2 separate regions of the Mus musculus genome follow, and region 2 is linked to region 1. Evidence: chromatin loops called from intact Hi-C (ENCODE). Cell type or tissue: left cerebral cortex. All regions are shown on one strand.

The links. Peaks named below come from ENCODE experiments on the same cell type or tissue, not always from the same donor. Only the 100,000 strongest peaks of a DNase experiment are listed, where the experiment ranks them.
Region 2: a loop joins it to region 1, with 2.5 times the contacts of the local background. A loop is called at or near these places in 2 of 42 quality-filtered maps.

Annotation. Positions count from the first base shown.
Region 1 is chr10:87,081,344-87,086,343 of GRCm38, reverse strand. All of the region lies in intron 2 of 1700113H08Rik (RIKEN cDNA 1700113H08 gene), which reads right to left. Among named protein-coding and RNA genes, the nearest start is that of 1700113H08Rik, 26 kb to the right of the region's middle. In left cerebral cortex, no CTCF peak of the experiment used is centred here; a DNase peak (open chromatin) is centred at 1,924; H3K27ac peaks cover 506 bases.
Region 2 is chr10:87,207,524-87,212,523 of GRCm38, reverse strand. All of the region lies in intron 4 of 1700113H08Rik (RIKEN cDNA 1700113H08 gene), which reads right to left. Among named protein-coding and RNA genes, the nearest start is that of 4930555G07Rik, 21 kb to the left of the region's middle. In left cerebral cortex, no CTCF peak of the experiment used is centred here; DNase peaks (open chromatin) are centred at 330, 1,275, 2,875 and 3,633.

The DNA.
Region 1 (5,000 bases):
CTGAACCACCCACCAAAGAGCATGCAGGGGCTAGACCTGGGCCCTCTAGGCTTTTGTAGCAGATGTACAGTTTGGTCTTCATGTGGGTCCCCTAACAATTAGAGCAGGGACTGTTGCCTGCCACTGGATCCCCTTCCACTACCCAACTGCCTGCTTGGGCCTCAGTGGGAGAGGAGGTGCTTAGTCCTATAGAAACTAGATGTGCCAGAGTGGAGTGGTACCCAAGTGGGAGCTTCCCCTTCTTCTCAGAGAAGATATGGGGATATGGGGAGGGACTTGCAAAAGTGGGACTGGGAGGAGAGGAGAGGGGGCTGCAATTGGGCTGTAAAGGTCCACAATGAGGCTATGGCAACTGATACTCACTTTGCTCTCCCTGGGCCTTTGCCACACTATCTCTGCTGAGGTTGCAGTACTGGGACCTGAAGTTTGCAGTCCCAGGCTAACTAAATCCTTGCACAGAGAAATACCCTTCTCAGCACCATAAGGGACAGTGTCACTTTAAAAGGTTCCCTGGGACTGTGGACAGCTCTGTTGATTAAGCACCTGACTTGCACGGCCAAGACCTTGAAGTCAGTATTTCAGACCTCACATTTAAAATAAAACAGGAGTGACAACAAAAGCTATAGTCCCAGTAATGAAGAGACAGAGGTAGGTGGATCCCTCTTGACCACTGGTCAGATAGCCTTTTACTTGGTACGCTCAAGATCGGTGAAAGAAACTGTCTCAGTAATCAAGGCGGGTGGCTTCTAAGGAACAACACTCCAGCTTTGTCTTTGAGCTTTCACATGAAGTAGAATCATATGTGAATGTGTACATATACAGTATATACACACACACATGCACACATACATACACATTCATACACATACATGTACACATAAATATATATTTATACACAATACACATACAGATATGCTCACACACACACACACACACACACACACACACAAAGTGTCTAAAGTTGGCTTCAGAACCCACCTACACAGTTGAGATGCTCAAATGCTCAGTTTTGAGCATTTGGTAAATATTTTCAGGCAGACATTTTTCTACGAGAAAATGTGTTTTGAGTTATAAACAAGCTATTTATAAACAGACTGTAAGAAGACCCATCTGTACATTAATCAGTGAATATACATGTAAGTGAGCATAAAGGTAAATGTCACGTCCTGTCAAACCTGGAGAAGGTGTGAGATTGAATGCAAAGTCACTAGCACTTGGCTAGGGTCCTCTAACAAGACCGCGTGCTTAGCATGAAAGAGGAGCAGGCCAGAGGTGTGATAGGGAGACACTTTCAGAGACCCCTGGAATTCTTTACTTATAATCTCTAGTTTATTAAAGATTTGCTGCAGGTCAGCTTAACCCCATAAAGTCGATTCGTTATTCCTGTGGGCTTTGGGGTGGCCACCAACTAATTTAAAACTTTTCCTTTTATTAACCTCCAAAAAGAAGTAATACAATGTTTTATTGAAAACAAAGTTATGTGCTTTATTGAATGAATTATGGTAATGTTTTATTTTTGACACTTACACGTATTTGAGTGGCAATCTCCACAGTCCCCCCCCCCCAACAGTACACTTCTGCGCCACACTGTCCACTTCGGAGGATAAGCAATATCATGGGCTTAGAGATGCGAGCTAAGAAATATTAGGACCCCCTAAGAAGTTGGACAATAGGTTCCTGATTAGAGAAATTTTCAGGCTGCACTGGAAAACATTTCTGTTGCACTCACAGATGTGTGGACATCAGTGGTAGAGTATTCTTGGTGTCTGTGTTTACACTCATGGAAATGGCGCTGCCGGGGTGTGGCAGAAAGAGTTTTGATGTAAGATTCTAAGAATACAAAGGCTCCTCGCCTCAACTCTGCATTTATTTTCTGTGTGATCTCAGAGACACCATCCAGCTTGTCTGTGCTTTGCTTCCTCCACTCCAGAAAATGCGATGGGGGTGGATGACGTCACCCACACCCGCTCCTCCATATGATCCCTTAGAACCTTTCAGACTTTTCCTTTCCACAAATAGAAAGCTGTTTACAGAACTATCTGGCTTTCTTTCCTCCCAGGGCTGTCTTCAGATGAAAATGTGAATGTATGTGGATGGCAATGGGTATAAGTCAGTGATAGAGCCCTTGCTTAGCATGTGCTAAGACCCCGGGCCCAATTCCTACAGAGAGAAAGAGAGAGAGAGAGAGAGAGAGAGAGAGAGAGAGAGAGAGAGAGAGAGAGAGAGAGAGAGTCCTATCCAAATTTAGGATCTTTGAAAGAGAAATAAAATAATCTCATCACTAATGTCTTTTGCTTTTCTACTTAGTCTAGACCCAAGTAGTTTCCATTGATTTAAGATTCAAATGTGCTAATCTTTCCTAAGATCATTTAGAAAGCTGAGAGTAACTTTGAACTGAAGAATACAGCCTAAGTCCAGATGAAGAAATACTCCCTATGCTCAGAAAATGAAGGACCTCATAATTTCATGGTATATAACAAATTATTGCGTTCTGCCTTTTCTACCAACCCAAACCAGAACGTGCCCTGAAAACCCACACATGAGGTTATATGGAGTTTGGAGAGATGGCTCAGCGGTTATGAAAACTTAACTGCATTCTCAGAGGACCAGAGTTCAGTCTCAAGAACCCACATCAAAGGGTTCACAACTGCCTGTAACTCCAAATCCAGGGGATTCACACACCCTCTCTGGCTTCTGCAGGCTTCTGCACTCAAGTACACATAACCTCACAGAGATACACACACACACACACACACACACACACACACACACACACACAAAAGTTTTAATATTGTTTATTTAAAGATTAACTGTATAGCAATGCAACCTCAATGCTCTACTCGCATTGAAAACCCACTTGTAGAGACTGCCCTAACATTGGTAATTTGACGTCTTTGTTTCTTATCTCCTGTGGTCTAGGCAGAGTTATGGGCAAGATTTTGACAGTGGCCAAGAGCTAGGTCTATACAGCCATTGATGGCAAATTTGAGTACTGATTATATCACTTGCCATCTATAAGAGATCAGGCAAACAGGATAAATTCTAGGAGTCTGAGTTTCCTCTGTTTTAAGGAAATCATCTGATATCCTTAGATAGATGTCATGCAACTGGGTCATTGTGAAAAGCAGACAGGAAACAAACGCCATACATAAAGGCTTAGCATGGTACCTGGCACACAGTGAGTGCTTCAAAATTGGGAGCTGCTAATTACTGCATCTAGCCGGACTCCTCAAGTCTCAACATCACCAAGGGTAAGTCTTTCTCCCTCTTCATCTAACCCCTTGCTCTTCTGATTCTTAACTTTCTTAAATAGCATTTTTATTTGGTAGGTGTGACCACGGGGTCCATTATGAAGTCAACTGGGTGTAATGGAACTATCGATTATCTAAATGAAGCAGAGTGGAACTGTACCGGGGTGGAATAAACTAGAATGGAAGGGAGTGGAACAATGTAGGATGGAACGGAACAGAACGGAATGGAACAGAGCTGAACAGAGTGGAAAGGAGCAGAACAAAAAGAGGCAGAATGGAATGGAATGGGGGGAGGGGCAAATGTTCACACATATAAACACACAACACATCAAATGAATAAGTTGCTGGGCCCACTGAAACATGTCTCGATAGTATTTGGGAGCTGAAACCAAAGCTTTTGCATATCTTTCAGGGGCCCTGCTTCCTCTGTGGAACTTTATGGTGCGAGTTCAATTTAGGGGTCACTCTTTGTCCCACAAAGACCACTATACACATTCTCTTCTACATGTCTTCCAACAGTCTCTACTATGCTGCCCTTTGGGCCTTTTGGGTGTTTTGGGTCTAAGGGTCCAAACACTTCTCATTTGGCAGTACAAGAGTAGGAGATTTGAAGCTCTAAGCCTTACCAAGACCATGACACCCCACTGCATATATAATTCAAAATAATATTTGCTTTTTAATGACAGGGAACTTCATGTATGCTGAGATCAAGTTCTCCTAGCTCATAACTTCCTAACATATTACTAATAAAGTCATTTTCCTGGAAACTTTAGCAGATTTGAGTTTGGGTTTACATTGTATATTTTGGTAAAGATTTTTCTCTGTATAAGTATTTAGCCCATAGCTTGGGCATTACACTATATGTGAGGCAGAAGACTAATGTCAAGTGAGGTCCAGAAAATCCTATAATAAAGGCCACAAAGTTAGCACATGAAGAGAAGCAGTTCACAAAGAAGAGGGAACCCCCATAACTGTCTGGAGCTGTGGAGCTACTGGCCCAGGCTCAGAGGTACTCCAGAGTGTCTGAAGGTAACCTAGAGATTCTACATTATTGCAACGCACAGCTCTGGATGGAAACCTAAGAGGCCAGGGAGACACATGAGTCACGTAGAAATACCACATGAACGGATAGAGTATGTCTGAAAAGGCCATGCTGTGCAAATATCCCTGCTACTAAGCAAGGAATCTCAGTCCAATTCCTTATTCTGAGACACAAGAATCTGGAACCCCTTTGGAGGAACCACTTGACTCTGATACCATCTGTACCTTAGAGAAGATCCCAAGAAAGCTGGATTCTTTTCTAGTGGGACACTGACTGACTTCTAAACAGGTGTATCTGTTTCAAAAGACTATCTACAGCAACACCAAGTTTAACAAAGACAAAATGAGTCATTTTTCATAGCATTTGCCTTGGAAAGCACCTTATTGCATTAGGAGAATGGACCCTAATCTGTCAATTCAGTGCACTAGTAGTTATGCTGAGAGCCATTGTTACTTAACAAAGTTTGTTAGTTCCTGGTTTTATTGTGACTCCCTTCAATAATTAGACATAATAAACAGACAATACAAAGAGCTAACTAACATTTTCATATTTTCAGAGGAGCCAACTAGGCCATTTGATTGCCATATGTTTAAAAAGCTATTTATTGTCCAGATTTGCACGCATTAAGGCATGTGATTATTACATCCACGGAGGGCAATTGAATAAGTAAATGTCTTAATGCAAATTACCTACAACTTGTAACCTTC
Region 2 (5,000 bases), 130 kb before region 1:
CCACATGGTAGACGGAAAGAACCTACCCCAGCAAGTGGTCTTCTGTAAGGAGAGAGAGAGAGATGGGTGAGAAGGAGAAAATAAGGGAGGGAGGGACAGAGGGACGAAGGGATAAAAATCATAAGTGACAGTTTCTAAGAAGATTAGTTATATATTTTGAGAAATATTTTGAAAAAGTCTATCTCTGATACCTATGTGTGTGAATATATGGACATAGATATGCACAAACACACACACACACACACACACACACACACACACACACACCCACTTGTCTTAGCATAGAGCCTCCTCTCTACTCAGAAAAATCGTCCTGCTAAAACAGAGTTGGCTCTTCAAAGCCAGAAGAAAAAGCACCAAGCCTTTTGTGCAACTCCAGCCTTCTGTTGAGGCTCAAATAATTTTCCTTGTCTCCCAAATGGCTCTCTGGAAAAACTTGACTAGACACATTGTAACCAAAAGTTTTCAATGCGCATTCCATTTGTTAAAGGGGCTGGGGCCGGGGAACAACCAACTAAAGAAAAGAATATTCATCTTTATTATTTTCTGAATCTAACAGAGTGCCTGAGTGTGCTACACGCTACAAATTCTCTATAAATAGTCACTAAAGAAACACATGAACATAGCCATGCTAAGAGTTCAAACCATTACCTTAACACCTTATTAAACTACACTATGATCATTTCTTTTTCCAGTCCCCCCTCCAGGATCTGCAATCCCACAATTCTTAAGGTCTGAAACAGAAGCCTTCTTCTTGTTCTTAGATCTTTCTCTTTCTAGCTACAAGGAAGGCAAGTCTCCAAGACGGTATCCTACTCTTTGGTGAGAGTTAATAGGTCCAGGTTTGTGAAACTGAGTCACACTTGACTGATCAGATTCCTTCAGTGGGCCTTCTGGTCTTAAGGCCTCAACGGCCACATCTTGGACCTTCATAAAGGTAGATGCCAGAAGTATGCTCAGGGAGATATTGACATCCAGATTTTAGAACTATATACAAGTGACTTCAGTGAGAAAAATAACGGCATGTAATAAGAACAGGAGGTGAAAACAGAGATTCTTATGGGCTCAAAAGCCTCTGGGTCACATCTTCCCCGAGGACCACCTTACCCCAGATTCCATGTATTTTAGATGTATGCTTCACCTCTCCCTCTCACTAATGTCATTCAAATCAAAGTAGTTCTAATAAAGCTCGGCTTTGTTCTTGCGTCTGATCTGCCACAACTCTATTTGTGAGCTTAGCATCACTTCCACAAATGTCTCTTTGTGAGACACCATCTGTCTCATCTGTGTGCCTGCATGGATGGGAGCGCTGTGACACATACTTGATGCACTGGAAAGACTTTCCATCCTCATAAATGTGGCTCAGTGCTTCACAATTTTTAGCTGAATTCATAAAGAATAATAGTGGCAAGGCACCAGGTCAAAGAGAGTATGAGATCACCTGTTTGCTGTGGATTTGTAAAACTGTGCTCAGCTCCATTCTACCTGCCCCGTTCTACAGATGGGGAAGAAGCAGGCTTGAAGAAATGAAGCTACTTCTGTAAGGTTGCCCAACCTTCTAGGCTCCGCATAAAATATCCAAAATATTGTTTCACAATCCATGGTTCATATTCAATTAATGCCCCAAGACCCCCTGAAATTGTGACCCGTTTCTATCCCACCCTTCCCCTGTAGCTGAACCCTACACGTCCCTGCTGCTCATTTAGAGCAGCCCCAAGCCTCTCTGCCTGTCTCTCATCAGAAAAGAAGACAGAAATAGTTATTCTGTTCATCCAGAAAAGAGGAAATTAATGGCTGATTAGATGCCTGTTCAACACAATGAGAATAAAAACCAGTCTTCATGGTGAATTATTGAATTAGGGGGCAACTTTCAGTGCCACTATGTCTACACAAAGCCAAACACCCCATAGACTCAGCCAAAAAAAAAAATACAGTTTAGCAACAGAAAAAAAAAATGAAGTCAGTTGATCAGACAAAAGATGAAACAGACGTCAAGACAGCAGTGTGATTATAGCCCAAACAGCATAATGACAATTCCTGATGCTCATATATAGAAAACAGAAACCCAATGGAATAGACAAAAACAAAACAACAAACAAACAAACAGATCCATTAACTTGTGTGGAGGTGTGTGTTTCCACTGATTTTATTTATTTTTCAAATCCCAAGTTTCAGATCAAAATCAAGAAAAGACAAAGACAGTGTCCAAAGGTACTGAGATCCACCCAGCCCAGGATATTAAAAAGGCACCTTTCTTTCAATAAGTCTGGCACATAACATATGATCATTCAACCTGCCTTAGATTCATATTTAGTGAGTTAAATATTACCCTCATTTTCTATGACACACAAAAGGCTATCAAGATGCATTTTTATCTATAAAAATTCTAAAAACTCATTTAGTGTCCACATTGATAGCAAAAACTAGAAAAATATCTGAGTATATGTGACTATTGGGTATAATTTGAGACCTAAGTATCTGAACCGAGTTTTTTTAGACAGTGGCATTTTAATATCCTGTATCGTCTCTTTCTTTGATCTGTGTTTCAGCTATGAGCAATACTGTTAGGTCTAAACCTTAAAGTGGGCTATGAATCTATAGTTAGCTGTCATGTGGTCCCAGCTGACTAGATGAGATGCTGACTTACAAGTCATTTCAACTCCATTAAGAATAAGACAAAATTTACAAGAATTGCAAGTTTTAATAACTCATGAATTTAACTCACCCCCACAAATCTACAAGCACTAGACTTAGGAGGCAGACAAAGGAAATAGTCAGGACCAACTGGAAAGAACCATTCTGTGAACTGAGTCCCAAGCTCCCAAGAGTGAATCTGCAGCTGCCACTGGTTGGTGCTCCCCTAAATACTGCTGAGCCATATGGAGCAGTGCTGAGGACTGCCTATTTTAAAATGCTCTCTTCATATTCTATTCTTTTCCGTATGTCTAGTCCTCACTTCAGAGTTACTATTCATTTCTATAAAAACAAGATCTTTGTCTTACAAGCAGTCTTCTCCCAAGTCCTCTCTTCACTACTATAGCCACAAATTGCCCCAGTCATTCTAAGACCAAATGGCTGCAGTAAGAAAACCAGAGAACTACGGGAAGAAAAAAAGAGCCATATAGGATGACCTGTGAGCTATGCAGCTCCCATTTCTTGGCTTCTTCCAAATGATCTAATCAATGTAGGCAATAACAAACCTAACATGGGTATCAAATTGTCTCAAAATAAGCCAAATGTTTACAGGAAGTGTTCTGAAAAGCCTGAAGGACATAATCTGGTTAACCAAAAATTAACCAAAGGGTGCTTTCTGGAAAAGGGGGCTCCCTGTAGCTCAGGGTTGACTTAGAGCAATTATCCAAACAAAACAGTTGGCCGCTGTGTTGGCGACAAAGTCATGTTTGCATAAAAGTAGAAGGAGGGACAAATATGCATGAAAATTAAATTTGGGCCTCTAGGACTACCCTTTGGGGGCCATAGAAGAGCTGATTACATGTTCACAGCTGGAATTGGTGTTGGCAGAGAAGGCCTTATTCATGGGCAGAGGGAGGGACTCCCTTTTTTGAGTGACATCATGGTGGCAAAGCAAGGGTGACAGCATAAAAAGCATCTGATGCTGACAGCCAGAGCTGGAGCCCCGCCCACGCTGCTTGGATGAGATGACTGGCAGGTATTCTCACCACTGAGAAACCAGTGCTGCTTACAGTCTATTGAGGGCTCCTTCCCACACCACTCATCGCACTCCCAGCGGACACGATGCATTAAGCAACCTTTCCACTTAGAAGGCAGCAGATCGGAGTCAAGGAGTCGGCCATTGTTCTGAACAGCAAAAGTGAGGCTTGCAAAAGCAAAGTTGAAGACGGAAGCTATGGCTCAGTGGTAGAGCACTGGCTTTGCATACACAAAACTGCGGCTTCGATCCTCAACACTTCGATCACACACACACACACATGCACACACACACACTCTCACACACTCACAATCACAACACACTGTCTCATACTCATATACTCTTTAACTTTCTCTCTATTTCTCTCTCTCTCACACACACACACACACACACACACACACATTCTCTCTCATACACACACACACACATTCACTCTCACACTTGCAATACACTCAAAATACATTTTTTCATACTCATTCTCTCTCTCTCTCTCTCTCTCTCTCTCTCTCTCTCTCTCTCTCTCTCACATACATGCATGCATACACACACACACACACACACACACACACACACACACACCCCTGAAGTCCATAATAAGAGGCTGAACTGTCTTAGGACCAAAGTGTTTGTGGACTTCAATACCAGGAACTGGGCATTTGACACATGTTCTAGATGTCTGGTGGCAGATCACATGCAGTATAACATTACCTTCAGACAGTATGTCCCCCTATCCTTAACCTGAGCTGGACCAATCGTTTGTTTTGCCCACTAGGATATGACAAAAATGATAAGTGCTTTCTACAGTGATGCAGACAAAACAAAAGATGGGCAAACACTAGCTCAGTGAGCAGACAACTATGCCCTATGGCTAGAAACAACACATTACACTGAGTAATGATAATAGCCAAAATCATAGAGCACTTTGATGTGCTAGGAAATATCAAAGCATTGTACTAGTACTCGATACTCTAGTTTCCCAAACAGTCTGGGGATGAGCTGCTACTAATGATGATGGTGATGGTGATGATGGTGATGGTGATGATGATGGTGATGGTGATGATGATGGTGGTGATGATGATGATGATTCTCCTTTCCTCCTCCTCTTTTCTCTTCTTCTTCCTTCTCTCCCTCCTCCTCCTCTTCTTCTTCTTCTCTTTCCTCTCTCTCCATTCTTCCACCTACCCTACTTCCTCTCTCTCAGCAGTTAGAAATTTGGTCCAATATCCCACAGATACTAGTTGACAAAATTTATATTCAAACCCAATGCTATTTGGATTCAGAGCCCATATTCTTCCTCTAGGATACAAGGTGTCTTTAAAGGGACTGGAAA